2 separate regions of the Homo sapiens genome follow, and region 2 is linked to region 1. A link is a loop called in an ENCODE intact Hi-C map of the cell type or tissue named here. Cell type or tissue: Caco-2. All regions are shown on one strand. Each heading gives the region's core, and the rest is flanking DNA. Links, peaks and the distances in the headings are about the cores only.

The links. A loop is a pair of places that touch in the nucleus more often than their neighbours do. Peaks named below come from ENCODE experiments on the same cell type or tissue, not always from the same donor. Only the 100,000 strongest peaks of a DNase experiment are listed, where the experiment ranks them.
Region 2: a loop joins it to region 1, with 21 times the contacts of the local background. A loop is called at or near these places in 6 of 110 quality-filtered maps.

The regions. Positions count from the first base shown.
Region 1 is chr6:73,595,404-73,607,826 of GRCh38, reverse strand. SLC17A5 (solute carrier family 17 member 5) reads left to right here. Exons shown (of 11, transcript NM_012434.5): 10 at 7,386-7,476. Among named protein-coding and RNA genes, the nearest start is that of SLC17A5, 52 kb to the left of the region's middle. RefSeq lists an enhancer at 9,499-9,668. In Caco-2, for the core only: a CTCF peak has its summit at 1,219; no DNase peak of the experiment used is centred there.
Region 2 is chr6:73,466,602-73,479,024 of GRCh38, reverse strand. It overlaps MTO1 (mitochondrial tRNA translation optimization 1), which reads right to left. Exons shown (of 12, transcript NM_012123.4): 3 at 12,419-12,423; 4 at 5,371-5,660. Among named protein-coding and RNA genes, the nearest start is that of MTO1, 11 kb to the right of the region's middle. RefSeq lists an enhancer at 6,794-6,863. In Caco-2, for the core only: no CTCF peak of the experiment used is centred there; no DNase peak of the experiment used is centred there.

The DNA.
Region 1 (12,423 bases), core at 1-8,000:
CCAGCCTGGGTGACAAAGTGAGACTCCATCTCAAAAAAAAAAAAAAAAAAATTATAAGGAACATAAAATTGGTTCAGCAGCCATCCAGCCAGAAGGTGGTAAGTCACCCACACCATTTAATAAATCTGAAAGGTAGCTTAGGATTCATCAGGTTCCTGAAGTCTTATTAGAATCTCTGGAATCTGATGAGGGCCCCCCCTGCTCTCTTGAACTAGCAATGAAAGAAAATTGGATCATCGGATAAAAATTGGAGCTATGGTCGGCCGGGTGTAATGGCTCATGCCTGTAATCCCGGCACTTTGGGAGACCAAGGTGGGCAGATCACCTGAGGTCAGGAGTTCAAGACCAGCCTGGCCAACATGGTGAAACTCTGTCTCTACTAAAAATATAAAATTAGCCAGGTGGGGTGGTAGGACCTGTAATCCCAGCTACTTGGAAGGATGAGGCAGAAAATCACTTGAACCTGGGAGGTGGAGGTTGCAGTGAGCAATTGCACTCTAGCCTGGGTGACAAGAGTGAAACTCCATCTCAAAAAAAAAAAAAATAGTGCTATTGTCAAAAGATGAAAATAGATGCTGAAGAAAAAGAAAACCAAATATCCATGGTACCTACCTTATAAGATCGTTGTGAAGATTAAATAGAACACGCACAGAACACTTTGCTCATAATGCAATAAAGGTATTTGCATATAATGCAATAGATGTAATTATTTTCTGGCTAACTTTGAGTCAGGTGTGGTGACCAGGGTCACAGATCAATCCAAGTAAAATATTAAAGTGATGATTGGTGTGCTTTCAGAAAGGAAAATGCTGACCACTAAAGAGCCACCATTGGGTCACTAAGAGCCAAAATGGCAAAACAGTCTAACTTCTCAACATAATTTTTAGCCTAATAGAATAAAGAAAATATAGTAGATTTGATATGTCAGGACTTCAGCCAGGCCTCCTATGATAGATGCCGTTTTGGACAAGGTGGAGAAAGATGAATTGGATGTACAATTAGATAAATTTGTCACTACTAAATTTCAGTGTAATAGCATGCTCATTAACGGATCTAGTCATTTGAGAAACACTGTGCCAGGCACTGTACCAGATGTTGAAGACACAAACATGAAAGTAACATGATTCCTGCTGGCATCTGTATAAGCTTAAGCTGGCCTGGATGATGGTGGGTCATGTCATGAAGTATAATGCTGGACAGGCAGCAGGGGGATCCTGTGCCTGAGCTTCAAGCATCAGGTGGGTGGTTGAAGTCTACATCTTAAAGACCCAGGTCCAACCCTGAAATTTTATGAGTCTTATAAGCCGAAAAAGACATTTATCTAGATATCATAAGAAGCTAAACAGGTTTAGTAACATAAATGATGCCAGCAAATAGTTGTAGCAGTTGGGAGGATGGTAAGCAAGTGCCTTTGTGCCTCAGATAATGAGGACTGCTGTACTGGTTCTCAGCTGACTGAGACACAACTATTCCAAATGTAAGTAGGCCCGGTGAGGTGGCTCATGCCTGTAATCCCAGCACTTTGGGAGGCTGAGGCGGTTGGATCGTTTGAGGTTAGGAGCTCCAGACCAGCCTGACCAACATGGTGAAACCCCATCTCTACTAAAAATACAAAAATTAACCAGGTGTGGTGGCGGGCGACTATAATCCCACTGACTCAGGAGGCTGAGGCATGAGAATTGCTTGAACCCAGGAGTTGGAGGTTGCAGTGAGCAGAGATTGTGCTACTGCACTCCAGCCTGGGCTGCAGAGTGAGACTCAGTCTCAAAAAATTAAATAAATAAATAAATAAATAAATCTCATCAAATTCAAAATTATTATTATTTGTTTTTTGTTTTGTTTTGTTTTTGAGATGGAGTTTCACTCTTGTTGCCCAGGCTGGAGTGCAATGGTGCAATCTCAGCTCACCGCAACCTCTGCCTCTTGGGTTCAAGTGATTCTCCTGCCTCAGCCTCCCAAGTAGCTGGGATTACAGGCATGTGCCACCACACCCTGCTAATTTTGTATTTTTAGTAGAGAGGGAGTTTCTCCATGTTGGTCATGCTGGTCTCGAACTCCCGACCTCAGGTGATCCGCCAGCCTCAACCTCCCAAAGTGCTAGGATTACAGGCGTGAGCCACCATGCCCAGCCCAAAGTCAAAATTATTTATCTCCCTTAGTGTGTGTGTGTGTGTGTGTGTGTGTGTGTGTGTGTGTTTAAACCTTGCAGTTCTAGCTCAAAGGATAACTTTCTTATATTTTGATTCAGCTCTTCAGATGAGCTTTTTAGTTTTTCTTTTCCAACTGGAATTTCTTCATTCAAAGCACATCAGTTATTTCTAGTTGCAGGAGTCTTGGCTACATATCTTATTGGGGATTACATATCTTAGGTTTTTCATAGTTGCTTTTTGTTGTGGTAACAACTGAGGGCCCATTCAGTGTAATACGCTACTAGTTAAAACAGAGGCACTTGAGGACCATAAACAAGCCATAAACAAGTTCAACACCAGGGCTTGTGGTGAAAAATGAAGCATGAGAAAATTTATCTTTCCTACAGATTGGGTTCAGTGATTACTGTGTTTTGTTTTTTTTAACAAGGTAGCATTGTAGATTATAACATTATAATATTAAGTACTGATTCAGAATCAGACAAATTGGGTGACATTTTATGGTTTTTCTTCATCTATAAAATGAAGATAATCCAGCTGGGTGCAGTGGCTCTCGCCTGTAATCCCAGGACTTCGGAAGGCCAAGGTGGGAGGATCGTTTGGGCCCAGCAGTTCAAGACCTGCCTGGGCAATATAGCAAGATCGTACCTCTAAAAAACTTAACAAAATTTTAAAATTTTAAAAATAAAATGAAGATAATCCTTCCTCATGGGGTTGATTTTATAATTAAAATGATATAATATGATATATAAAACCCTTATAAACATGTCTGATATCAGGTTTTCCAATACATAGTCAGTAAACAGATACAAGGTTTTCCAATAAATAATATTCCTATTAACATATAAATGTGTACTTGGATTTTATAGGCCTTTACTTCTATAGACTGAAATAGAGATTTTATGTTATCAATGTATTTATTATCTTTTGAGGCAGAGTCACACCCTGTCACCCAGGCTGGAGTACAGCAGCAAGACCACGGCTCACTGCAGTCGCAAGCAATCCTCCTGCAATCCTCCACCTCAGCCTCCTGAGTAGCGAGCGGGTCTACAGCCTGAGCCAACACACCCAGCTAATTTTGTGTGTTTTTTTAGTTTTTGTAGAGAGAGGGTTTCACCATGTTGCCCAGGCTAGTCTCAAACTCCTGGGCTCAAGCAATTCTCCCACCTCAGCCTCCCAAAATGCTGGGATTACAGGCATGCACCACCACACCCGGCCCCAAAATAGAGATTTTTCTATGGTAATTTTGTTGCCCGAATTCATGGGAATTAGATAGATTTTCAGCTATTAATTCCAATAGTACTCCAACAGCACAGAATCCAGACTGAGTCCATACAACTTGTTTTCTTCCAAGTGGTCATCAATCTTTCATGGCCTGTCCTGGCCAAGTGAAATATAAGTACTTGAATGAGCTTCTTGTTGCTGACATTTAGAATTTCATGGCATTCGTCTGCACTTAATATCTGTCACTGGAAAGGCTGGCAACATTGCAGTTGACTCCTCTTACTGCCAAGGTGTTAATGGTTTAAAAAGAAAAAAAAAAAAGAGAGGCTCTGCCAAGCTTGGTTAATTTAGATACACCCCTAAAGGGGATGAGCCAAAAAGATCTGTACTTCATGGTTTTGTTATAGTGCTGTGTGTATGCACAAGTTTTGAACATAAAACTTTGTGATCTTTATACATAACTGAATTAGTTAAGCAGCACTTTTTTTAACTGAACTCCTCCTTCTCCTTTAAGTGTTTTTTTTTTGTTTTTTGTTTTTGTTTTTGTTTTTTACCAAAAACATTAAACCTAAATCTAATGAACCCCCTAGGATCTAGAGTCTAGAAACTATCAGTGTACAGGAAATACAGGAGGTATAAGATTATGTGAAATGATACCTAAGAGATACAATCTTCAAAGTCCAGAATTCATGAATATATACAGGACAAACATCCTAGTAAAGGGACAGCAATTTTAGGCCAGGCGCAGTGGCTCGCTCCTGTAATCCCAGCACTATGGGAGGCTGGGGCAGGTGGATCACCTGAGGTCAGGAGTTTGAGACCAGCCTAACCAACGTGGTGAAACCCCGTTTCTACTAAAAATACAAAATTACCCAGGTATGGTGGTGCATGCCTGTAATCCCAGCTACTCAGGAGGCTGAGGAAGGAGAATCACTTGAACTGGGGAGGTGGAAGTTGTAATGAGCCAAGATCACACCATTGCACTCCAGTCTGGGCAACAAGAGTGAAACTCTGTCTCAAAAAAAAAAAAAAAAAGAGGCAGCAATTTTAAAAATGAATTATCGGGCCAGGTGCAGTGGCTCACGCCTGTAATCCCAGCAATTTGGCAATTTGGGAGGCTGAGGCAGGTGGATCACCTGAGATCAGGAGTTCAAGACCAGCCTGACCTACATGGCATGCGTGTATAGTCCCAGCTACTTGGGAGGCTGAAGCAGAAGAATCACTTGAACCTAGGAGGCGGAGGTTGCAATGAGCTGAGATCGCGCCACTGTACTCCAGCCTGAGCGACAGAGACTCCGTCTCAAAAAAAAAAATGTAATTAATGGAACAAGCAAATTTTATGTTTGATATGATCTCACGTCTATAATAACATACTAGAAATATATACAGACAGAAAAAAATAGGATATTTATGAAAATGTTAATGTTGATCATCTCTATGGGGAAGAATTATAGGTAATTTTACTTCATTATTTTTTTCTTTTTTCGTATTAATTTTCAAAAATTAATTACAATTGAATTTTCAAATCAGGAAAGAAATTTTTTTTAACTTAAAAAACTTTAAGCTAGACATGCTAAGCTTTCTGTATGAAAATGATATCTCAGAACTTTCCTATATCACTATAAAAAGGGGTTATTTCCATGGCTGTGTTCCTGTATGTAATTTTTTTTTTTTTTTTTTTGAGACGGAGTCTCGCTCTGTCGGCCAGGCTGGAGTGCAGTGGCGCGATCTCTGCTCACTGCAAGCTCCGCCTCCCAGGTTCACGCCATTCTCCTGCCTCAGCCTCCCGAGTAGCTGGGACTAGAGGCGCCTGCCATCACGGCCGGCTAATTTTTTTGTATTTTTGGTAGAGACGGGGTTTCACCATGTTAGCCAGCATGGTCTCGATCTCCTGACCTCGTGATCCACCCGCCTCGGCCTCCCAAAGTGCTGGGATTACAAGCGTGAGCCACCGCGCCCAGCCTTCCTCTAATGTTAATGTTTTTTGTTGTTGTTGTTGTTGTTAATTTTTATTTTTTTTATTGATCATTCTTGGGTGTTTCTCACAGAGGGGGATTTGGCAGGGTCATAGGACAATAGTGGAGGGAAGGTCGGCAGATAAACAAGTGAACAAAGGTCTCTGGTTTTCCTAGGCAGAGGACCCTGCGGCGTTCCGCAGTGTTTGTGTCCCTGGGTACTTGAGATTAGGGAGTGGTGATGATTCTTAACGAGCATGCTGCCTTCAAGCATCTGTTTAACAAAGCACATCTTGCACCGCCCTTAATCCATTTAACCCTGAGTGGACACAGCACATGTTTCAGAGAGCACAGGGTTGGGGGTAAGGTCACCGATCAACAGGATCCCAAGGCAGAAGAATGTATCTTAGTACAGAACAAAATGAAAAGTCTCCCATGTCTACTTCTTTCTACACAGACACGGCAACCATCCGATTTCTCAATCTTTTCCCCACCTTTCCCCCCTTTCTATTCCACAAAACCGCCATTGTCATCCCAGCCCGTTCTCAATGAGCTGTTGGGTACACCTCCCAGACGGGGTGGTGGCCGGGCAGAGGGGCTCCTCACTTCCCAGTAGGGGCGGCCGGGCAGAGGCGCCCCTCACCTCCCGGACGGGGCGGCTGGCCGGGCAGGGGGCTGACCCCCCCACCTCCCTCCCGGACGGAGCGGCTGGCCGGGCAGAGGGGCTCCTCACTTCTCAGTAGGGGCGGCTGGGCAGAGGCGCCCCTCACCTCCCGGACGGGGCGGCTGGCCGGGCGGGGGGCTGACCACCCCACCTCCCTCCTGGACGGGGCATCTGGCTGGGCGGGGGGCTGACCCCCCCCCACCTCCCTCCCGGACGGGGCGGCTGGCCGGGCAGCAGGGCTCCTCACTTCCCAGTAGGGGCGGCCGGGCAGAGGCTCCCCTCACCTCCCGGACGGGTTGGCTGGCCGGGCGGGGGGCTGACCCCCCCACCTCCCTCCCGGACGGGGCGGCTGGCCAGGCGGGGTGCTGACCCCCCCACCTCCCTCCCGGACGGGGCGGCTGGCCGGGCGCGGGGCTGACCCCCCCACCTCCCTCCCGGACGGGGCGGCTGCCGGGCGGAGACGCTCCTCACTTCCCAGACGGGGTGGCTGCCGGGCAGAGGGGCTCCTCACTTCTCAGACGGGGCGGCTGCCGGGCGGAGGGGCTCCTCACTTCTCAGACGGGGCGGCTGGGCAGAGACGCTCCTCACCTTCCAGACGGGGTCGGGGCCAGGCAGAGGCGCTCCTCACATCCCAGACGGGGCGGCGGGGCAGAGGCGCTCCCCACATCTCAGACGATGGGCGGCCGGGCAGAGACGCTCCTCACTTCCCAGATGGGATGGCTGCCGGGAAGAGGCGCTCCTCACTTCCTAGATGGGATGGCGGCCGGGCAGAGACGCTCCTCACTTTCCAGACTGGGCATCCAGGCAGAGGGTCTCCTCACTTCCCAGACGATGGGCGGCCAGGCAGAGACGCTCCTCACTTCCCAGACGGGGTGGCGGCCGGGCCTAATGTTAATGTTAAAATGCTACTTAACTATTGAAATGCAAGTTTTTCACCAGCTGAATATAAAATCCCATTGCAATAAGACATTTTATTTAGACATAAAATTTCACAAGAACACAACCTGGAGCAGAATAGCTGTCTATTGAAAGAAGCAGCCAGGCGCTGTGGCTCATACTTGAAATCCCAGCACTTTGGGAGGCCGAGGCAGGCAGATCACTTGAGGTCAGGAGCTCGAGAGCAGCCTGGCCAACATGGTGAGACACCGGCTCTACTAAAAATACAAAACTAGCCCAGCATGATGGTGGATGCCTGTAGTCCCCGCTACTCAGGAGGCTAAGGCATGCTTGAACCCGGGAGGCAGAGGCTGCAGTGAGCTGAGATCATCCCACTGCCCTCAAGCCTGGGCCACAGAGTGAGACTCTGTCTCAAAAAAAAAAAAAAAAAAGAAGGAAAGAATGAAGCTGTTTAAATGTGTATCACAATAATAAACGTCTATGAAAATGTTTCTACAGGTATGCTGGTATCCTCCTGGGCATCACAAATACATTTGCCACTATTCCAGGAATGGTTGGGCCCGTCATTGCTAAAAGTCTGACCCCTGATGTAAGTAGATAATTTACTTGTAAACTGGAAAGGTTTTGGAGCTGCACATCTGTGTCAAAGTTCAGTGTATTTTAATTAAGTTTAAAATTCTAAATGTTCTTATGAAATTCTTTTTAGCAACAAAAAGCTAAATGCCTTAATGGATGGGAAAGTATATTTTCAAAGAACAGTTTTTGGATTTTAGACAAAACAATTGAACTAAGTCAAATGAAGACACTGTAGCTGAAACCACACAAGTAGTTAAAAGTTGTGATATTGGCCGGGTGCAGTGGCTCATGCCTGTAATCCCAGCACTTTGGGAGGCCGAGGCAGGTGGATCACGAGGTCAGGAGTTCAATACCAGCCTCACCAACATGGTGAAACCCCGTCTCTACTAAAAATACAAAAATTAGCCGGTGTGGTGGCAGGTGCCTGTAGTCCCAGCTACTCAGGAGGCTGAGGCACAAGAATCGCTCAAACCCAGGAGGCGGAGGTTGCAGTAAGCCAACATCACCACTGCACTCCAGTCTGGCAACAGAGCAAGACTCCGTCTCAAAAAAAAAAAAAGAATTTCAGGACATACTTACAGACTTTCTTATTACCAAATATACTGATTTCAGACATATATCCGACAGATAGTGTTCCTACTTCTTCTCCACATCTACCATTTCTAATTCCTTAAGTGACACGGTACCTGTTACTATTTCCTCTCACTTAATAAAAAGGAATGTTGTAGAAATGCTTTTTCTAAAGTTCTGTGTCTCAATATGGACATGTCCAAAATGTTTAACCTTGTCCTCATGGAGCAGGGTGGCAACACCAGAACCTAAGTCAGCTCACTACCATGTGTTCATTTCACTTACTGATAATGCCAGCACTTCTGCTAGGGAAATATGGATTCCTGAATTACAGTCTTGTATGTTTACAAGTGGGAACTGCGCTTGATTTGGGATATGTTACAGCATTTGTTTAATGCTATTAAAAGGATATCACTGTTTTAGCTGGGTGTGGTTTGTACCTGTAGTCCCAGCTACTTAGGAGGCTGAGGCAGGTGGATGCATAAGCCCAGGGTTTTGAGGCTGCAGTGAGCTATGATCATGCCTCTGCACTCCAGCCTGGGTGAGAGCGGGAGACCCTGTCTCAAAAAAATAAAATAAATAAAAAATAAAAATAAAAAAATAAACAAAATAAAATAAGTTTCGCACTCCGTTGCCCAGTCTGGAGTACAGTGGTGCAGTCTCAGCTCACTGCAACCTCTGCCTCCCAAGTTCAAGCGATTCTCCTGCCTCAGCCTCCCAGGTAGCTGGAACTACAGGCACTCACCACCATGCCCTGCTAATTTTTGTTTTTTGTTTGTGTGTGTGTGTGTTTTTTGGTTTTTTTTTTTGAGACGGAGTTTCGCTCTTGTTGCCCAGGCTGGAGTACAATGGCGCAATCTCAGCTCACCACAACCTTTGCCTCCCGGGTTCCGGCGATTTTCCTGCCTCAGCCTCCCGAATAGCTGGGATTACAGGCATGTGCCACCACGCCCAGCTAATTTTGTATTTTTAATAGAGACGGAGCTTCTCCATGTTGGTCAGGCTGGTTTGGAACTCAGGTGATCCGCCCATCTCGGCCTCCCAAAGTGCTGGGATTACAGGAGTGAGCCACTGCACCCGGCCAAATAAAACTCTAAAGTATATTATTTTTAAAAAGGAAAAGCACACACTTACCTTCACAATTGTAATTTCTTTCTTCTTTTTGAGATGAAGTCTCACTCGTCCCCCAGGTTGGAGGGCAGTGGCGTGATCTCAGCTCACTGCAACCTCCGCCTCCCAGGTTCAAACAATTCTCCTGCCTCAGCCTCCCAAGTAGCTAGGACTACAGGCACGTGCCACCACACCCGGCTAATTTTTGAATTTTTAGTACAGATGGGGTTTCACCATGTTGGCCAGGCTGGTCTCGAACTTCTGACCTCAAATGATCCACCCGCCTCAGCCTCCCAAAGTGCTGGGATATCAGGCATGAGCCACCGCGCCCAGCCTGTAATTTCTTACTTTGAGCACTGCCTCAAAAACTTTGTGGAATGAGTCAGCATATAAATAAATAATGCAATAATTAAAATTCAAAGTGTGTCTGAGGTTCAATGTTGTTATAAACAAAACAGTATTCTCTAAAAACTGGTGGAATTTTTGTTAAAAAACAAACTAGGAGCTGTGTGAGACTTGTAGTACAACGATTGATTTTAAGTTCACTCATTGCCTTCAGATAACACTGAAGTATTATTTTGTCCCAGAGACCACACAGGGCAGCTTTGTCTTAGTAATCCTAAGAAGCTGTTTCAAACATTTCTTTCTGGTATAAGATGTAATTATTGACTGATTCCTCAGCAGAATTTAAGATGAGTATCTAAGATTTTTTTTCATTAAAATGCACTCATCTCAGACAAGTATAGCCACCACAGGGTGTTTCTTTCTTCATGTTTCTCCTTTTTTCCCAAATAAATGACCTCATACTGGCTTCCCAGTGCCTTCTCTTTCACTTCCTCATTGCTAGTTCTACTGCTTGTTTGTTTGGGTTTTTTGTTTGTTTGTTTGTTTCTTTGTTTTTTGAGACAGGGTCTCCATCGCCCAGGCTAGAGTGCAGTGGCGCAATCATGGCTCACTGCAGCCTCAACCTCCCCAGGCTCAGGTGATCTTCCTACCTCAGCCCCCCAAGTAGCTGGGACTACAGATGTACACTACCATGTCCAGCTAATTTTCCTACTTCTTGTAAAGATGGGGTTTCACCACCTTGCCCAGGCTGGTCTCAAACTCCAGGGCTCAAGGTAGCCACCTACCTCGGCCTCCCAAAGTGCTGGGATTACAGGCATGAGCCGCCATGCCTGGCCTGCTTGGTTTTTTTTGTTTTGTTTTGTTTTGTTTTTGAGACGGAGTCTCACTCTGTTGCCCAGGCTGGAGTGCAGTGGCACGATCTTGGCTCACTGCAAACTCCGCCTCCCGGGTTCACGCCATTCTCCTGCCTCAGCCTCCCAAGTAGCTGGGATTACAGGTGCCCACCACCACGCCTGGCTAATTTTTTGTCTTTTTAGTAGAGACGGGGTTTCACCTTGTTAGCCAGGACAGTCTCCATCTCCTGACCTCGTGATCCGCCCACCATGGCCTCCCAAAGTGCTAGGATTACAGGCGTAAGCCACCACGCCTGGCCTGGTTTATTTATTTATTTATTTTTGAGACGGAGTTTCACTCTTGTTCCCCAGGCTGGAGTGCAATGGCATGATCTCAGCTCACTGCAACCTCCGCCTCCCAGGTTCAAGCAATTCTCCTGCCTCAGCCTCCCGAGTAGCTGGGATTACAGGAGCCTGCCACCACGCCCAGCTAATTTTTGTATTTTTAGTAGGGACAGGGTCTCGCCATGTTGGCCAGGCTGGTCTTGAACTCCTGACCTCGGGTGATCCACCCACCTCAGCCTCCCAAAGTGCTGGGATTACAAGCATGAGCCACCACGCCCAACCAGTTTTGTTTTGTTTTGTTTTTGAGAGGGAGTCTTGCTCTGTTGCCCAAGCTGGAGTGCAGTGGAGCGATCTCAGCCTCACTGCAAGCTCCACCTCCCAGGTTCACGCCATTCTCCTGCCTCAGCCTCCCGAGTAGCTGGGACTACAGGCACCAGCCACCACGCCCGGCTAATTTTTTATTTTTTTAGTAAAGACGGGGTTTCACCATGTTAGCCAGGATGGTCTCGATCTCCTGACCTCATGATCCGCCCGCCTCGGCCTCCCAAAGTGCTGGGATTACAGGCGTGATCCACCACGCCCGGCCGTGTGTTTCTTAGTTAATGCTGCAAATGTAGTCACCACTCTGGTTAGACTGAAATTGAAAAAATCCAAAAAATGGTTGTTAAAGGTAGTCACATGACCCAGAAATTTAGATAACTGTCTGATATTTTTATGCCACAGGGTTATACACTGAACAGTTGTCTTACTGACAGATCCCATGTTATATCCTGCTTTGTATGCCATTCAAGATCTTTTATACTTGCCAGGCCTCTCTCTGATGTCACAGATCCTCAAAGCTGAACTTGAGTTCATCTTAACAGTATTTACTTGATCCACCTGACACCTTTCACCTGAGAACCCAGGAGACCGTGCACAGGCATAAGACTTTCTTAGTGTTAGTTAGTGTTAGGCATGATTCAGGGACATGCCAGTACACTTTTTATTGAAGTATATCTATCTATCTTCAGTAAACTTTTTATTGAAGTATAACTTTTTTTAAATGCACAAATCCAGGCCAGGCGTGGTGGCTCACACCTGTAGTACCATCACTGCGGGAGGCTGAGGCGAGTGGATCACTTGAGCCCAGGAGTTCAAGACCAGCCTGGGAAACATGGCGAAACCCCATCTCTACCAAAAATATATATATATATGTATATGTATATATATACGTATATATATATATATGTATATGTATATATATACGTATATATATACATATATATACACACACAAAGAAAATTAGCCAGGCATGGTAGCATGCACCTCTAATCCCAGCTCCTTGGAAGGCTGAGTTGGGAGGATTGCCTCAGCCCAGAAAGTGGAGGCTGCAGTGAGCCGAGATTGCGCCACTGCACTCCAGCCCGGGTGACAGAGTGAGACTCTGTCTCAAAAATAAAAACAAAAATAAATAAATGCACTAATCTAAAGTGTGCAGCTAGATGAATTTCCACAAAGTTAATACATCTGTGTAACCAGCACCCAATCAAGAAACAGAATATTACCTCCCTCAGTAAGACCCCAGGTACCATTTCCTCCTATTTTTCCTTCACCCTCACCAAGTGGAACCACTCTCCCAACTTTTAACCCCATAGATTAGTATGGTCTGACTTTGGGCTTTATATAAATGGAATAATTTAGTATGTACCTTTTTTGTCTGGCTTCTTTTGCTTCATATTTTGTTTGTGAGCTGTATTTATGATGTTGTAGCCCATTCT
Region 2 (12,423 bases), core at 4,069-12,068, 130 kb after region 1:
CCCAGCTACTCGGGAGGCTGAGGCATGAGAATCACTTGAACCTGGGAGGCGGAGGTTGCAGTGAGCCGAGATTGCACCATTGCACTCCAGCCTGGATGACAGGGCGAGATTCCGTCTCAAAAAAAAAAAAAAGAAAAAAAAAAAGTGTTTTTGTGCCCACCCAGGGACTCCTTGCTTTGTTTGGGCTGGGCGCCGTGGCTCACGCCTGTAATCCCAGCACTTTGGGAGGCCAAGGTGTGTGGATCACCTGAGGTCAGGAGTTTGAGAACAGCCTGGTCAACATGGTAAAACTCTGTCTCTACTAAAAAAATCCAAAAAATTAGCCAGGCATGGTGGCAGGTGCCTGTAATCCCAGCTACTTGGGAGGCTCAGGCAGGAGAATCGCTTGAACCCAGGGGGTGGAGGTTGCAGTGGGCCAAGCTTGCGCCATTACCATTGCACTCTAGCCTGGGCAAGACTCTGTCTCAAAAAAGAAGAAAGGGTTATCATAATTTGCATACTACCAAAGCAAATATATAAAAGTATCTTGCTCAAAGTAACAGAATATTTGAAGCCATACATCAGGATAACACTCACCAGAAACTAGGACCATCAATTATTTTTTTTTTGTACAGGCAGGGTCTCATTATGTTGCCCAGGCTGGTCTTGAACTCCTAGGCTTAAGTGATCCTCCTACCTTGGCCTCCCAAAGTGCTGGTATTACAGGTGAGAGTCACTGTGCCTGGCCAATTCTTCATCCTCAATCTTAAACACATACAATATACTTTTTTTTTTTTTTTTGAGACAGAGTCTTGCTCTGTCGCCAGGCTGAAGTGCAGTGGCATCATCTCTGCTCACTGCAACCTCTGCCTCCCGGGTTCAAGCAATTCTGCCTCAGCCTCCCAAGTAGCTGGGACTACAGGGGCATGCCACCATGCCCAGCTAATTTTTGTATTTTTAGTAGAGACGGGGTTTCACCATGTTGGCCAGGATGGTCTCAATCTTTTGACCTTGTGATCCACCTGCCTTGGCCTCCCAAAGTGCTGGGATTACAGGTGTGAGCCACCATGCCACGCCACATTTTTTTAAAACTCGAGAGATAGGTAAAAGTGGCCTCTACACTTCAAAAATGTCGGCACCATTAAAGATTGACAAACTGTTCCAGATAAAAGACTTTAAAGAGAAATGACAATTAAACGCAATGCATGACCCTTGATTGGGAATAAAAAGGTTGTTTTGGGCTAGGCTTGGTGGCTCATACTTGTAATCCCAGCACTTTTGGGGCCCAAGGCAGGCAGATCCCTTCAGTCCATGAGTTTGAGACCAGCCTGGGTGACACTGCAAAAACTCATCTCTACAAAAAATACAAAAAGTAGCCAGCCATGGTGGTGAGCACCTGTGGTCGCAGCTACTTGGGAGGCTGAGGTAAAAGGATCATCCAAGCCTGGGAGGCGGAGGTTACAGTGAGCTGAGATTGCACCACTGCACTCCAGCCTGGGCAACACAGTGAGATCCTATCTCAAAAAAAAAAAAAAAGCTGCTTTGGACAATATTTACCAATTAGCAAAATGTGACTACGGACTTTATGTTAGATAATAGCACTGTATCAGTGTTAAATTCTCCGAATTTCTTTTTTTTTTTTTTTTTTTTTTGAGACATAGTCTTGCTGTTGCCCAGGCTGCAGTGCAGTGGCACAATCTCAGCTCACTGCAACCTCCCCATCCCTGGTTCAAGCGATTCTCATGCCTCAGCCTCCTGAGTAGCTGGGATTACAGGCGCATGCCACCATGCCCAGCTAATTTTTGTATTTTTAGTAGAGGTGAGGTTTCACCATATTGGCCAAGCTGGTCTTGAACTCCTGACCTCAAGTGATCCACCTGCCTTGGCCTCCCAAAGTGCTAGGATTATAGGCATGAGCCACTGCGCCTGGACTCTTTTCTGTCTTTAAAAAAATTTTTTGGTCAGGCGCAGTGGCTCATGCCTGTAATCCTAACACTTGGGAGGCCAAGGCGGGCAGATCATTTAAGAACAGCAGTTCAAAACCAGCCTGCCCAACATGGTGAAACCCTGTCTCCACTAAAACTACAAAAATTAGTCAGGCGTGTTGGCGGGTGCCTGTAATCCCGGCTACTGAGGAGGCTGAGGCATGAGAACTGACTGAACTCAGAAGGCGAGATTGCAGTAAGCCGAGATTGCACCACTGCACTCCAGCCTGGGGGATAGTGTGAGGCTCCGTCTCAAAAAAAAAAAAAAAATTTAAATTTTATTGTCCCTGCATCGTACTCTGAATTTCATCATTGCATAAGGGTTATATAAAAGGATGTCTCTGTGCTTAGTTGAGATATAGGCTTAAGGTAAGAGCTCATCATCTCTGCAATTTACTCCCAAATATTCCAGAAAAAAAAGAATAAGAATAAATGTGTATATTACCATCTTACACAGTAAATATGGACATAAATTGATATATCTATAGCGATAAATATGGTAAAATATTAACAGTGAGTGACGTTCAATGGTTTATAGGAGTTTGTTGTGAAAAAACTCTTACATTGAGAAAAGTCTTACAACTTTTTCTCGATGTTGCTTACTTTTTTTTGTTTTTCTCCGTCTTTTTAAAATAAAATTATATGCGTTGAGGGTTAACTTTCTTTTTTTTTTTTTTTTTTTGAGATGGAGTCTTGCTGTTGCCCAGGCTGGAGGCTGGAGTGCAGTGGCACAATCACAGCTAACTGCAACCTCTGCCTCCCAGGTTCGAGCAATTTTCCTGCCTCAGCCTCCCGAGTAGCTGGGATTACAGGCATGAGCCACCATGCCTGGCTAATTTTTTTATTTTTTTTTTATTTTTAGTAGGGATGGAGTTTCACCATGTTGGCCAGACTGGTCTTGAACTCCTGACCTCAAGTGATCCACCTGCCTCAGCCTCCCAAACTGTTGGGATTACAGGCATGAGCCACCACGCCCAGCTGAGGGTTAACTTTCAATAGATCGCAGCGAGGAAGTTGCTCTGCTATGTCTGAAATCCCACCCCAGAAGCAGGTCATCTAAGAATGGTTCAGTGTCGGGTTCTCCATAAAAATGCATTGTGTAATGGGCAAGGGGGCGGCTGCCTTTCCAGCAGCACCACCTGATATCGTTTCAAAAGCTTAATTTAGGCCGGGCATGGTGGCTTACGCCTGTAATCCCAGCATTTTGGGAGGCTGAAGGTGGATCACCTGAGGTCAAGAGTTTGAGACCAGTTGGGTGCGATGGCTCACACCTGTAATCCCAACACTTTGGGAGGCCGAGGCGGGCGGATCACCTGAGGTCGGGAGCTCGTGACCAGCCTGACCAACATGGAGAAACCCCATCTACTAAAAATACAAAATTAGCCAGGTGTGGTGGCACATGCCTGTAATCCCAGCTACTTAAGAGACTGAGGCGGGAGAATTGCTCGAACCCGTGAGGTGGATGTTGCAGTGAGCCGAGATTGTGCTGTTGCGTTCCAGCCTGGGCAACAAGAGTGAAATGCCATCTCAAAGAAAAAAAAAAAAAAAGAGTTCAAGACCAGCCTGATCAACATGGTGAAACCCTGTCTCTACTAAAAATGCAAAAACAAATTAGCTGGGCATGGCGGCGGGCACCTGTAATCCCAGCTACTAGGGAGGCTGAGGCAGGAGAATTGCTTGAACCCAGGGGGCGGAGGCTGCAGTGAGCTGAGATCGTGCCATTGCACCACAGGTTGGGCAACAAGACTGAATCTCCATCTCAAAAAGCAAAACAAAACAAAACAAAAAACGCCTATTTGACCAGGTGCGGTCGCTCATGCCTGTAATCCCAGCACTTTGAGAGGCTGAGGTGGGCGGATGGCTTGAGCTCAGGAGTACGAGACCAGCCTGGGCAATATGGCGAGACCCTGTCTCTATTAAAAATAATAATAAATGAAAAAATTTTTTAAAATAAAAGCTTAATTTACAAAATATGTAAGGTTATAAAAGTAATGAAATTTAAGATTTGCCAGGCACGGTGGCTCACGCCTGTAATGCTAGCACTTTGGGAGGCTGAGGAGGGTGGATTACCTAAGGTAAGGAGTTTGAAACCAGCCCGGCCAACATGGCAAAACACCGTCTCTATTAAAAATACAAAAATTAGCCAGTGTGGCGGCAGGAGCCTGTAATCCCAGCTACTCAGGAGGCTGAGGCAGGAGAATTGCTTGAACCTGGGAGGCGGAGGTTGCAGTAAGCCGAGATTGCGCCATTGCACTCCAGCCTGGGCAACAATGGCGAAACTCCGTCTCAAAAAAAGAAAAAAAAAAAAGTCGGGTGCAGTGGCTCACATCTGTAATCCCAGCACCAGCACTTTGGGAGGTTGAGGCAGGCGGATCACCTAAGGTCAGGAGTTCAAAACCAGCCTGGCCAACATGGTGAAACCCCGTCTCTACAAAACTATAAAAATTAGCCAGGCATGATGGCGGGTGCTTGCAATCCCAGCTACTAGGGAGGCTGAGGTGGGAGAATCGCTTGAACCCAGGATGCGGAAGTTGCAGTGCACCAAGATTTCACCATTGCGCTCCAGCAGGGCGACAGACTGAGACTGTCTCAAAAAAACAAAAAAAAGAAATTTACGATTTATGGGGAAATACCCAATTAGCCAAGTTAGCTAATCCCTTTTAGAGATTACTTCTTTAGGCTGAGTGCAGTGGCTGACGCCTATAATCCCAGCACTTTGAGAGGCTGAAATGGGTGGATCACGAGGTCAGGAGTTCGAGACCAGCCTGGCCAATATGGTGAAACACTGTCTCTATTAAAAATATAAAAATTAGCCGGGTGTGGTGGCGCGTGCCTGTATACTCGGGAGGCTGAGGCAGAAGAACTGCTTGAACCCAGGAGGCAGACGTTGCAGTGAGCTGAGATCGTGCCACTGCTCTCCAGTCTGGGTGACAGAGCAAGTCTCCACCACAAAAAAAAAAAAGGATAACTTCTTTGGCTGGGTTCGGTGGTTTACACCTGCAATCCCAGCACTTTGGGAGGCCAAGGGGGGTGGATCCTTTGAGCCCAGGAGTTCGAGACCAGCCTGGGCAACATAGTGAAACCCCATTTCTCAAAAAAATTTTAAAAAGCCAGGCACAATGGCTCATGCCTATGGTCTCAGCTACTCAAGGGGGTTGAGGTGGGAGGATCACTTGAGCCCAGGAGGTCAAGGCTGTAGTGACCCATAATTGTACCACTGCACTCCAGCCTGGGTGACAAGGTGAGACCTTATCTCAAAAAAAAAAAAAAAAAATCATTTCTTTGCACTATAAGCAATAGTGCTATAAAGTGAACTGCTGCCAAAAAAAAAAAAAAAAAGTTACAGTACTTCCTGCTGTGAATAGCCAATACCAGCTGTAAGCCAGGTTTTCGTAAAGTATCTTACCTTAATCCATACTGTCTCATTGGTAAAGCTGAATGGTATGGATGGATTGTCCGGTATATGCTTGTTTAGAATACTGAAATTAATGGACTCTTTGGCAATTCGGGGTGGAGTCCCAGTCTTCAACCTTCCCACCACAAACCCTAACTTCTCCAGTGTCTGAGCCAATCCTATAGAAGGCTGATCCCCTAAACGTCCTGCTGGATGCGTCTCCAATCCAATTACAATCATGCCTCTCAGAAATGTCCCAGTAGTCAGAATCACACTCTCTGCATATACTGTGCTTCCATCCACTAAATAACAAGAAAAAAGAATAAAGTCATTATCTATGTATCTATGTATTTATGTATCTATGTATCTATCTATCTATCTATCTATCTGAGATGAAGTCTCACTCTATCGCCAGGCTGGAGGGCAGTGGTGCAATGTCCGCTCACTGCAACCTCCGCCTCCCGGGTTCAAGCAATTCTCCTGCCTCAGCCTCCCGAGTAGCTGAGATTACAGGCATGCGCCACCACGCTCAGCTAGTTTTATATTTTTAGTAGAGATGGGGTTTCTCCATGTTGGTCAGGCTGGTCTCGAATTCCCGACCTCAGGTGATCCACCCACCTCTGCCTCCCAAAGCGCTGGGATTACTTACAGGCGTGAGCCACCGCGCCCGGCCTAAAGTCATTTTTTAAATTGTTACCATGGATCAAAATGGAATGTGACTATTTTACATTACAACTACAGAAAAACTATCAGTCTTTAAAAACTTGAGAATCTTTTTTAATATTTTTGTTTTTTCAAGACTTATCGACATATAACAGACATATAAAAAACTGTATATATTTAGAGTATGCAACATGGTGTTTTGATACAAGTATACCTTCTGTGATGATACCCATAATCAAGCTAATTAATATAACCATCACCTCACATAGTTACACGTTTTGTGTGGTGAGAACACTTATGATCTACTCCCTTAGCAAATTTCAAGTATATCATACATTATTATTAACTGCAGTTACCATACTGCTCACTAGATTGCTAGAACTTATTCAACTTACAGCTGAAAATGTATAACCTTTGAGCAGTATCTTCCCATTTCCCCTACCCCAGACAAAGAATTTTAAATGAGTAAGAAGGCTAATATGTTATCAATCTCAATCTAAGCAATCTAGGAGAGAGAATACAATGTGTTATCACCAATTCACATGTACCTAAAATCATATCAGCACTAAAAAGTTAGTCTCAATTAATTTAAAAAATTAATTAATTTTAGACTTCAGGATAAATATGGCATACAACCTCTCATTTCTTCTCCCTTCTAAAACTCAAAGAAAATTAAATAGGGGAATAAAAAAGGTATAAAACCAAAAGGACAAGTAATGAAAAAGAACCAGTCAGAAGATGAGAAATTTCAATGTATTTTTGAAAGATAGAAAGTGTTTGGAAGAATGGTAACTCATCTAGCAGAGGGGAGATAGCTATAACTTAAGTATTAATATCTGAAGAGAAGATATATCAATGAGAATGAACTAATTTGCCCTGCAAAGGCTCAGAAATTAGAGAACTGAGAATAAGAACTGAGGAGGAATGTAGAAATGAAACTTGGAACAGAAAATGAAAGAAACAGCTGAAATTTACACATTAAGGTTTTGTCCTCAGATAGCTCTACCTTACAGTAAAATGGAGGTTTATTCTTCAGGTAATGGGGACTTTTTGTTTAATGGGTACAGAATTTTAATTTGGGATGATGAAAAAGTTCAAGAGACCGTTGGTGGTGATGGGTGCACAACACTGTCAATGTACTTAATAGCACTGAATTGTACACTTAAAAATGGTTAAAATGGTACATTTTATGGTTTGTATATTTTACCACAAAAAAATTGTTATTGTTGGGCCTATAAAATATGGACAGGATCACAAAATAGCATTTAAAGATATTAAATTAAATCGGCCAGGCTCAGTGGCTCATGACTATAATATGAACACTTTGAGAGACTGGGGCAGGAAGATCACTGGAGCCCTGGGGTTCAAGACCAGTCCTGGCAACATAGTGAGACCCCCATCTCTACAAAAAAAAATAATAAATTAGCCAGGGGTGGTGACACATGCCTGTGGTCCCAGCTACACAGGAGGCTGAGGCAGGAAGATCACTTGGGTCCAGGTGGTCGAGGCTACAGCGAGCTGTGATCATGCCACTGCACTCCAGCCTAAGAAAGAGGGAGAGAACTTGTCTCAAAAATAAAAAAATAAACAATTTAAGGGTATAAACATAAATACTAATAAAAACAATATAACCATTAAATCTGGAAAATAAAGAAAGTCGGGGGAGAAAAGGAAATGAAAGTAAAACTAATTTAGTAATTGTTACTTGAGGGAAGTCAGTGAGCATATTATATTATATATAAAATCATAGCTTTTAAGGTAACCATCGGAACAAACCCACAAACTTAAAAAAAAAAAGCATGGCCTCCAAAAGCAAAGCAAACACAGATTAAGTTTTTTTTTTAAAAAAAGGTACAGAGGAACAGTGTGTATAATATGCTACGATTTTGTGAAAACAACAAAAAATACATATACATATGCATGAAGACATGTACATATGCCTAGGTAGAAAGACCACACAACAGATTAACAAAGCAAATGCTCCTGAGAAAGAAAACTGGCTGGTTGAGGGGACAAAGTGAAGGAGACAGACTATCTTTTTTTTTTCTATTGAGACAGACTCTTGCTCTCTCACCCAGGCTGGAGTGCAGTAGCAAGATCTCAGCTCACTGCAACCTCCATCTCCCAGGTTCAAGTGATTCTCCTGCCTTAGCCTCCTGAGTAGCTGGGACTACAGGCGTGAGCCATCATGCCTGGCTAATTTTTGTATTTTTAGTAGAGACGAGTTTCGCCATGTTGGCCAGACTGGTCTCAAACTCCCGACCTCAGGTGATCCACCTGCCTCGGCCTTCCAAAGTGCTGGGATTATAGGTGTGAGCCATAATCACATAATGCCCATAATGCCCAGCTAAGACAGACTATCTTTTCACTCTATATGCTTTTTGTAGCCTTTAAGTTGTTGGCCCTAAGTATGTATTTCCCAATCAAGAAAATTAATAAATCTATAATAAAAATGAAAATGGGAATTAAGATATGTATTTTAAAAGATGACACTCCTGGGCCACGCGCGGTGGCTCATGCCTGTAATCCCAGCACTTTGGGAGGCCGAGGTGGGCGGACCACAAGGTCAGGAGATCGAGAACATCCTGGCTAACACAGTGAAACCCCATCTCTACTAAAAATACAAAAAAGTAGCCGGGCATGGTGGCACGTGCCTGTAGTCCCAGCTACTCGAGAGGCTGAGGCAGGAGAATCGCTTGAACCTGGGGGGCAGAGGTTGCAGTAAGCCGAGATCACGCCATTGCACTCCAGCCTGGGCTACACAGTGAGACTCTGTCTCAAAAATAAATAAAAAGAAAAAATAAAAATAAATAAATAAATAAAATAAAATAAAAGATGACACTCCCTGGCACAGCCTCTCTTACCATTTTGTTCCCAGAACGCTAGTGGGTAGCCATATTACTCTCTTAGGTGGAAAACTGATTCTTCTGAGAACTAACAGACATTGATATTTGAGAATTCACCAAACCAAAAGGCTGGTTCAAATCTTTTCTTTTTTTTTGAGACGGAGTTTTGCTCGTTACCAGGCTGGAGTGCAGTGGCACTATCACGGCTTACCACAACCCGCACCTCCAGGGTTCAAGTGGTTCTCCTGCCTCAGCCTCCCGAGTGGCTAGGATTACAGGCATGTGCCACCACACCTGGGTAATTTTGTATTTTTAGTAGAGACGGGGTTTCTCCATGTTGGTCAGGCTGGTCTTCAACTCCCAACCTCAGGTGATCCACCCACCTCGGCCTCCTAAAGTGCTGGGATTACAGGCGTGAGCCACCGTGTCCAGCAGTTCAAGTCTTAATCACCACCAGAATCAGCCAGGCAATAAAATTAACTGTGTACACACAAATCTTCCAGTTAAGTGTTTTAGCGCCTTATTTATTTATTTAGAGATGGAGTCTCACTCTTGTCGCCCAGGCTGGAGTGCAGTGGCACGATCTCGGCTCACTGCAACCTCCGCCTCCTGGGTTCAAGCGATTCTCTTGCCTCAGCCTCCTGAGTAGCTGGGATTACAGGTGCATGCCACCACGCCCAGCTAATTTTTTTATTTTTAGTAGAGACAGGTTCACCATGTTGGCCAGGCTAGTCTCAAACTCCTGACCTCAGTGATCCGCCCGCCTCAGCCTCCCAAAGTGCTGGGATTACAGGCGTGAGCCACCATGCCCGACCTAGTGCCTCATTTAAAAATGTAACAGGCTGGGCATGGCAGCTCATGCCTGTAATCCCAACACTTTGGGTGGTTGAGGTGGGAGGATCACTTGAGCCTAGGAGTTCAAGACCAGTCTAGGCAACACAGGGAAGCAACATAGGGAGATCCCACGTCTCCAAAAAAATTGAAAATAAGCTGGGTGTGGTAGTGTACACCTATAGTCCCAGCTACTTGGGAGGTTGAGGTGGAAGGATCACCTCTGGGAGGTGGAGGCTACAGTGAGCGATTATAGTGCCACTGCACTCCATCCTGGGTGACAGAGTAAGACCCTGTCTCCAAAACCAAAAACGCAAAGAAGTCAACAGAAAACCAAAGTTCGCTAGATACTTAAAGGAAGTTGTGTACATGAAAGAGAGCAGCCCAAACACATAAACAGAACTAAAAAATCTGGAGAAGGCCAGGTGTGGTGGCTCACCCCTATAATACCAGCACTTTGGGAGGTGGAGGTAGGCGGATCACTTGAGGTCAGGAGTTCAAGACCAGCCTGGCCAACATGGTAAAACCCTGTCTCCACTAAAAACACAAAAATTAGCTGGGCGTGGTTGCTGCTGTCTGTAATCCCAGCTACTCGTGAGGCTGAGGCAGGAGAATTGCTTGAACCTGGGAGATGGAGGTTGCAGTGAGCCAAGATCGTACCACTGCACTCTAGCCTGGGTGACAGAGTGAGACTCTGTCTCAAAATAAATAAATAAAATAAAGCAATTATTAACTCAAGGCAAAACCAAGCATAAGAAAGGGACAAACATAATACACTTCCATGCAGTAAACAATACTTAGTCAATAATGTAAATACTATCAACCAAAAATTACGGTATAATTATATCAGAAGGAGAGAGGGAAGGAAAATTGGACATTAAAGAGAATTACCATAATAATAAGTTAATAGGCTGGGCACAGTGCTCATGCCTGTAATCCCAGCATTTTCAGACGCTGAGGTGGGCGGATCGCTTGAGGTCAGGAGTTCAAGACCAGCCTGACCAACATGGTGAAACCCTGTCTCTACTAAAAATACAAAAAATTAGCCGGGCATGGTGGCAGTCGCCTGTAACCCCAGCTACTTGGGAGGCTGAGGCAGGAGAATTGCTTGAACCTGGGAGGGGAACGTTGCAGTGAGCCAAGATGGTACCACTGCACTCCAGCCTAGGCAACAGAGCCAGACTCTGTCTCAAAAAATGTTAATAGATGGCTGGGTGCGGTGGCTCACAGCTGTAATCCCAGCACTCTGGGAGGGCGAGGCGGGTGGATCACAAGGTCAGGAGAACAAGACCATCCTGGCCAACGTGGTGAAACCCCATCTCTACTAAAAATACAAAAATTAGCTGGGCATGGTGGTACGTGCCTGTAGTCCCAGCTACTCAGGAGGCTGAGGCAGGAGAATCGCTTGAACCCGGGAGGCTCAGGTTGTGGTGAGCCGATATCGCACCACTGCATTCCAGCCTGGCACAGAGTGAGACTCCGTCTCAAAAACAAAAACAAAAACAAACAAACAAAAAAAGTTAATAGATAATGTCTAGAACTGTAAATTAGGAAGTAAAAAGATAAGCCTGCTATTCAGAAATATGGAAGTATATACAATAAGTGACAACTAAAAAAGCTGAAGTGTCTGTCTCCAGGGAAGGAGATGGTTGTTTTCCCACATAAATTTCTAAATTTCTTTTATATTTATTTATTTATTTATTTATTTATTTTGAGACAGAGTTTCGCTCTTGTTGCCCAGGCTGGAGAGCAATGGTGTGATCTCGGCTCACCACAACCTCCGCCTCCTGGGTTCAAGTGATTCTCTGGCCTCAGCCTCCTGAGTAGCTGGGATTTCAAGCATGCGCCACCACACCTGGCTAATTTTGTATTTTTAGTAGAGATGTGTTTCTCCATGTTGTTCAGGCTGGTCTTGAACTCCCAACCTCAGGTGATCTGCCTGCCTTGGCCTCCCAAAGTGTTGGGATTACAGGTGTGAGCCACTACACCCAAACTTATTTTTTATTTTTTTTTGACACAGGGTCTCACTCTGTTGCCCAGGCTGGAGTGCAGTGGCATAATCACAGCTCACTGAAGTCTCAACCTCCTGGGCTCAAGCAATCCTCCCACTTCAGCTTATTGAGTAGCTGAAACTACAGGCACCTGCTACCACACCGGCTAATTTTTGTATTTTTTTGTAGACATGAGGTTTTGCCATCTTGCCGAGGCTGGTCTCAAACTCTGGGGCTCAAGCAATCCACCTACCTCGGCCTCCCAAAGTGCTAGGATTACGGGCATGAGCCACCATGCCCAGACCCTTTTAATATTTTAAGAAAAAATTATATGCATGAGTTATTTTGATAAAAAACATACATAACTCTTTTACATAAAAATATATATAAGCTGTTAAAATATGAATTTTTTAAAAAATTAAAGTCAGAACCAGAAAAAACAGAAATTACAATAGAAAGATGGGGAGAGAGGGAGACATAAATATGCAGATTACAAAGTTCTACACTAAGATGGAACATGGTACTGATGAGCCTAGAATTTGACTGAGCATCATAAATGCCAAGATGAAAAGAGAAACATATTTATTTATATAGTTTTCCTCATCCAGGTAGAGAAAATGCAACAAGTTCCTTGAATAAGCAACATATCTCCACACTTTGCTCTAAAATAAATTTCTCACATGGAATTTGATATGCTGTTATCATACACCATCTATAACCAATACGTACCCAAA